2 separate regions of the Homo sapiens genome follow, and region 2 is linked to region 1. The links are chromatin contacts, found by Hi-C in ENCODE. All regions are on one chromosome and are shown on one strand. Each heading gives the region's core, a stretch centred on a gene start or an enhancer-like site at or near the end of the contact. The rest is flanking DNA. Distances are from core to core; before and after follow the strand shown.

Region 1 (2,782 bases), core at 273-2,772:
AATAAAATAAAATAAATAAAGCATAGCTCCTGGAGGAGGGCAAGAATGGAATTAGCACATTATCTTGGGGTTCAGGGAGATAACACGATTCTGTCAAAGTGACACAGTAAAGCAAAGGCCATTCCCTAGGTTTTCTTGAGTCGGAATAAACTCCTGGACTTAGTGACCGTTCCCCCACTTTCCCCATCCCTAGCAGGGCTACAGAGCTCACAAGCCACTCAAATAGGTGTTACTCCTGGGTCAAACCTTTTCATTGTGGGCCAGGACTGCTTTTGTGGCACTGAGAGAGGTCAGCTCCACTTCTGTGGACATCACAACTGAGATGCACCAAGCCAATTCTGTTCAACCACAATGTGGGCTGGCCCTACAGGAAAAGCTGTTCTAAAGTGACAGCTGGAGTCTTGGGCCCTTTGATAGGGAAGTCAAGGCTGTCTGTGGCAGTGGCTGATTTAGTTTCTCGCTGAGGCTTTTATCTTGCATCTTCTTGGGGATGACAGGTCCCAGGGCAGGCAGTGCTGTCACTTGCCATTGCTGTCATTCCTGGAGCAGGATGAAAGGTGGGCAGGGAAAAGGTCCTGACTCTTCTTATCATTCCTTCTAGAGGAAAATACGCTTATGAGGGGAAGCATGGTCAGGGAGAGGGGCTCAACCTCTGAACGCTCCAGAGAAAAGAGCAGGAATGGTGTGGGTTAGAGTCCCGGCTCCAAGGTGCATTAGCTGAGCTTGTCATCAGCTGGGAGTGTGCAGTGGCATCTCTCTAGGAGAGCTAAGCCTCGAGTTTTGGGTTGAGACACAGCCAGGTTCAAATTCCATCAAATCCCATTCTCACCACGTGCAGACTGTGTGGCCTTGGGCAAGTTCCATGCCCTCCCTGAGCCTCAGATTCCTCATCTTGTCAGACGGGCTCATAACAGCACTTAACACCAAGAACTGAAGAGTGTGAAAATGCACGTGAAGCACTTGGCACATAGTAAATGCTCATTAAGGTGAGATGCCACTGTCTTTTTCCCATGGCCAATTCCCCATGACTCAGTTTCCACTTCTGTAAGGCAAGAGCCTCAAAAGAACCGCTTCGAGGGCTGCTGCTAGGACAGATCGAGAGGACGGGCGCGAAGACCCCAGCCCAAGACATAACACGCCCTAACGAGCGGGCTGAGGGTCGGAGCCTCAGTCTCCCTATCTGCAAAATGGGCACCTGGTCTCCCCCACCACGGCCCAGGAACCCCCGAACGGCGGTGCAGGCGACTGCTCTTCTCCCTTTAGGCCCCCTCGACCCTCTCAGCGCCCTCGGCCCGTCCAGCCCTGTAGATCCCTCAGCCCCAGCCCCTCAGGGGCGCGCCCAGCCCGGGCCTCCGGCGCCCCCAGCCATTCCCCGGTCCCGTTACCTATGGTGGAGATAAAAGTGGAGTTGAAGGCGTCCTCGGAGAAGCGGAACAGGACACAGGTCTTCCCCACCCCCGAGTCCCCGATCAGCAGCAGCTTGAACAGGTAATCGTAGGTCTTCGCCATATTACACTCTCTCCCCGACGGGAAGTGCGGCCAGCGCCTCTCCACTGGCCACCAGCACCGTCCATCAGCACCGAGCCCGCCCCTTATTGGCTCCAGGCCCGCTGCGCGTCACCGCGGCCGACGCCCGCCCCTGCGTCCCGCCAGTCGCGGGGAGACCTTGGGAGGGGGCGAGCGGAGCGCGGAGCCGGAAGCAGCCCGAGCGCACCTCCCATTGGCCGGCACTAGGGAGAGCACGGGCTCTGATTGACCAGCAGTGAAGAGTCGCGGGGCTTCAAATGGGGACGAGGCGGGGGCGTGGCATTATGTGGCCCCCGCCTTCCACCCCCGACTCGGGCGGCCCGGCCCCGCCCCACTGTAGGAGAGGGAAGGCAGGGAGCGGCGCCAACCGCTCGCGCGCCGGCAGCCTGGCGGGGCGTGGCTTGGGGTGCGTGCGCACGCGCGCCCGGAGTTCCGTTAGGCGACAGCAGAGGGCGCACGCCAGTAGTTGGGGCGGGTGTCTCTGGGTCCCGCCCTCACAGCTCGCGCAGGCGCAGTAGGCACCGAGGCGAGCGCGGGAAAGCAAGGTAGCGCTCTCAGCCTTGTCTGCGGCCTGCGAGTCGGGGCAGTGGGGGCCTAGGGAGGAAGGAGAGAGGAGGAGCTGTATACTCGAAAAGTGACCCAAGCCGGACGCGGTGGTTCACGCCTTTAATTCCCACACTTTGGGAAGCCGAGGCGCGTGGATCACGAGGTCAGGAGTTCAAGACCAGCCTGGCCAAGATGGTGAAACCCCGTTTCTACTAAAAATACAAAAATTAGCCGGGCGTGGTGGCGGGCGCCTGTAATCCCAGCCACTCGGGAGGCTGAGGCAGAGAATTGCTTGAATCTGGGAGGCGGAGCTTGCAGTGAGCCGAGATCGCGCCATTGCACTGCAGCGTGGGCGACAGAGAGAGACTCCGTCTCAAAAAAAATAAATAAAAGTGACCCAAGACGAGCTCCGAGGTCTGCGGCCTAGCGATCTGCTTAGAGATACCCAAGGCCTCCGCCATCTGAGCGGCTTCACCGCCACAAGCTGTGCCCGGAAGCGCGCGCCGGCCTCCTCAGGGCCCGCCCTCGGCCACCTTAGGGGTTGTCCGGGCCAGCCCGGGGATGGTGGGGGGGGAGGGGTTAGAGCAGTGAGGATGCTGGGTCCTATCTAGGGGCCAGGGCTCTCAACGTTGAAAAAACTGGCCGGGGCGTTGGCTCCCGTCTGTGATCCCAGTGCTTTGGGAAGCCAGGAGGTTGAGGGTGCAGTAAG
Region 2 (2,700 bases), core at 175-2,674, 990 kb after region 1:
ACAGCTCACTGTAGACACAACCTCTTGGGTTCAAGCAATCCTCCCTTCTCAACCTCCCAAGCAAAAGGGATAACAAGCACGTGCCACCATACTCAGCTAATTTTTTTTCTTTTAAAAAAAATTTTTTTTAGACAGAGTCTTGCTCTGTTTCCCAGGCTGGAGTGCAATGGCGTGATCTCAGCTCACCGCAACCTCCACCTCCCGGGTTCAAGCGATTCTCCTGGCTAAGTTTGTTTGTTTGTTTGTTTTTTGGAGAGACTGGGTCTCACTTTTTGGCCCCGGTTGGTCTCAAATTCCTGGCCTCAAGCGATCCTCCTGTCTTGGCCTCCCAAAGTGCTGGGATTACACACATGGACCACCATGCCAGGCTTGTTTCCCTTTTTAAAAAAATCACTTGTCCTCTGTGTATATTTGTTTCAGGGACTGTTGAATAATCCAGCTTTCGGCTGAGAAGCTTTTTGGACATTTGCCTAGTGACAATCTTTCTTTATCTGGGGAGAGATTGGTCAGATAATTAGTCTTGGAGCATGTTAAAGCTTTGTCTCCCAAGAAAGAATTTACATCTATTACAACATCTTTCTCTCTCTCTGGAAAATTGTATCCTTGTTATTAAGACTTTTTTTTTCTTTTTTAGCTTTACAGAAAAGCTGCAAAGATAGCAAGATAATTTTTGTCTACTCTTTATCCAGCTTCCCTGAATGCTAACATCTTATATAACCATAATACATTTACTGAAACAAAAAGATTAACACTGGTTCATTACTACTAACTCAACTCCAAACTTTATTTGGATTTCACCAACTTTATCCACAAATTTGTCCTTTTTTTGATTCCTGGATCCAGTCCAGGGTACTATATTGAATTTAGTTGTCACAGCTCCTTTCCCTCCTCTAGTCTGTGGCAGTGCCTCAGTCTTTGTTTTTCATGACCTTGACAGTTTTGTAGAGGTCTGGTTAGGCATTTTGTAGAATGTGACTCAGTGTGAATTTCCTTTGCTTACTACTATACCTATTATACAAAAAATATACACATATATATATATACATGCACAAATATTTATTTATAGTGTGGAAAATATACATAACATAAAATTTACCATTTTTTAAGTATTATTATTATTTTGTGAGACATGGTCTTGCTCTGGTACGGCCCCGCTGGTGTGGAAAGCGAGCTGTGTTCGGAGGGCCTGAACCTACGGGCTTCCACCGTGGGGCCAATGGAAAGCTGCGGAAGGTGGGCCCCCAAAGGTCTGGGCTCCTGAAGCCGCTGAGGGGCGTGGCCTCCTGGTTTTAAAACATAAAATGGGTGTGAGGTCTGCAGTGCGAGCCAATGAAAGGCAAGGGGAGGCGGGGTCTATGAGGGAGGCGGCCAGTAGAGGCAAGGCTCTTTCGGGTGGCCCCGGAGCGGGGCTCCGACTGTGCGCATGCGCATCGGGCCGGACTACGGGGCGCCGCTGAGCCAAGTGGGCCACCCGGGCACGGCCACGCTCCCGGGTCACGTGACACGGAGGGGGCCGAATTCTGCTGGAGGCAGCGCCATATCCTGGAGGTGAAGGTGAATAGCGTCGGGGGTCGAGCTGGTGTGGGAGAACCACATCCTGATGCGATGTGACCTCGACCCAGCCTGGCCCGGGGTCGGGGATCAGGCTCGGGCCCGTGCGCTCTTTAAGGGAGAGGCGTGGGTTGCGTGGAGGGTCGCGCCCGCTAACCCGGGGGCGTGACCTCGTGCCTCTTGGTGACGTAACATGGGGCGGGCTCACTACTGGGGCTGAGATTTGGGGTCCGGTTGTGGAAAGAGAGGCGGGGCTTCCGCCTGTCCATTGACAAGTAGGTAAGTGGAAGATAACTGTGTGGTGCTGTCGTCGCCACCTTGACTTGTGGTGGCTAGTTTGGGTGGGAGTGGTGGTGATGTAAAGGACTGGGGCTAGCCCCGCGAGGGGCGTGACCTTGTCACGGAGAGGCATGGCTTCACCCCGAGCCTAGGCGCACAAAGGGCGTGGTCTGGCAGGGTTGGGGGCGTGGCCGCACAGAAACTGGCGGCAAGGGTCGTGGCCCTGGATCCTGCTGCGAGAAGGGGCGCGATTTCTTCCGGAGAGGTTCCCTGTCGCGCCCAAGTCTGGGAAGTGCCCTTTCTCTCTTAGGTACCACCTCATGGAGACCCCCGCGGCCGCCGCCCCCGCTGGGAGCTTATTCCCCTCCTTCCTGCTCCTGGCCTGCGGGACGCTGGTGGCCGCCTTGCTGGGCGCCGCTCACCGCCTGGGGCTCTTCTATCAGCTGCTGCACAAGGTGCGGGGCACAGAATGGGAGGTGGGCTGGGGGCAGTCAAAGAGGGAGGGGCCTCGTGGTGCTGCTTCCAGCTCACTCATTGTGCAGGGTGGGAAAGCGAGCCCCGACTAGTCCAGAGGGACTGGTAAGAGGTTCTGTCCAGGGCCCTGTCTCCATTGCCACGCTGTGTATGGAGGCCTGGACTTTGCCACTGGTAAGAGAGAACACGGAAGCTGCCGCTGCCGGGGCACTCGCACCCCACCTACCTCCTTCCCCAGTGACTCTTTTCACAGAACAGATGGACAGCACTCTGTGCTCCCTAACCTGGATGGGATAAATGGGGCAGAGGGCAGGCTCCAGCGAGGGGGTGGCAGTGACAGTTTCATAACAGTTGCCCTCTGCTGAGCTCAGTACTGTAGACTTTCTTACCTACCCC

What was found. A loop is a pair of places that touch in the nucleus more often than their neighbours do. Pooled maps may share reads with other maps.
Region 2: a loop to region 1 is called in a map of gastrocnemius medialis, with 6 times the contacts of the local background. The contact joins the promoter of HACL2 here to the promoter of RAB8A in region 1. A Hi-C loop is called at or near these places in 3 of 168 maps with a recorded cell type or tissue (gastrocnemius medialis, naive thymus-derived CD4-positive, alpha-beta T cell and ovary), 2 of 37 single-sample maps with no recorded cell type and 14 of 50 pooled maps.

What each region holds. Positions count from the first base shown.
Region 1 is chr19:16,110,629-16,113,410 of GRCh38, reverse strand. RAB8A (RAB8A, member RAS oncogene family) reads right to left here and starts at 1,522. Exons shown (of 8, transcript NM_005370.5): 1 at 1,386-1,522. The coding sequence starts at 1,509. RefSeq lists a silencer at 1,480-2,139.
Region 2 is chr19:15,124,510-15,127,209 of GRCh38, reverse strand. It overlaps HACL2 (2-hydroxyacyl-CoA lyase 2), which reads left to right and starts at 1,424. Exons shown (of 16, transcript NM_006844.5): 1 at 1,424-1,554; 2 at 2,141-2,285. The coding sequence starts at 2,151. ILVBL-AS1 (ILVBL antisense RNA 1) reads right to left here. Exons shown (of 3, transcript NR_186314.1): 3 at 1,036-1,283. RefSeq lists silencers at 1,281-1,350, 1,921-1,970 and enhancers at 1,571-1,660, 1,155-1,918, 1,919-2,684.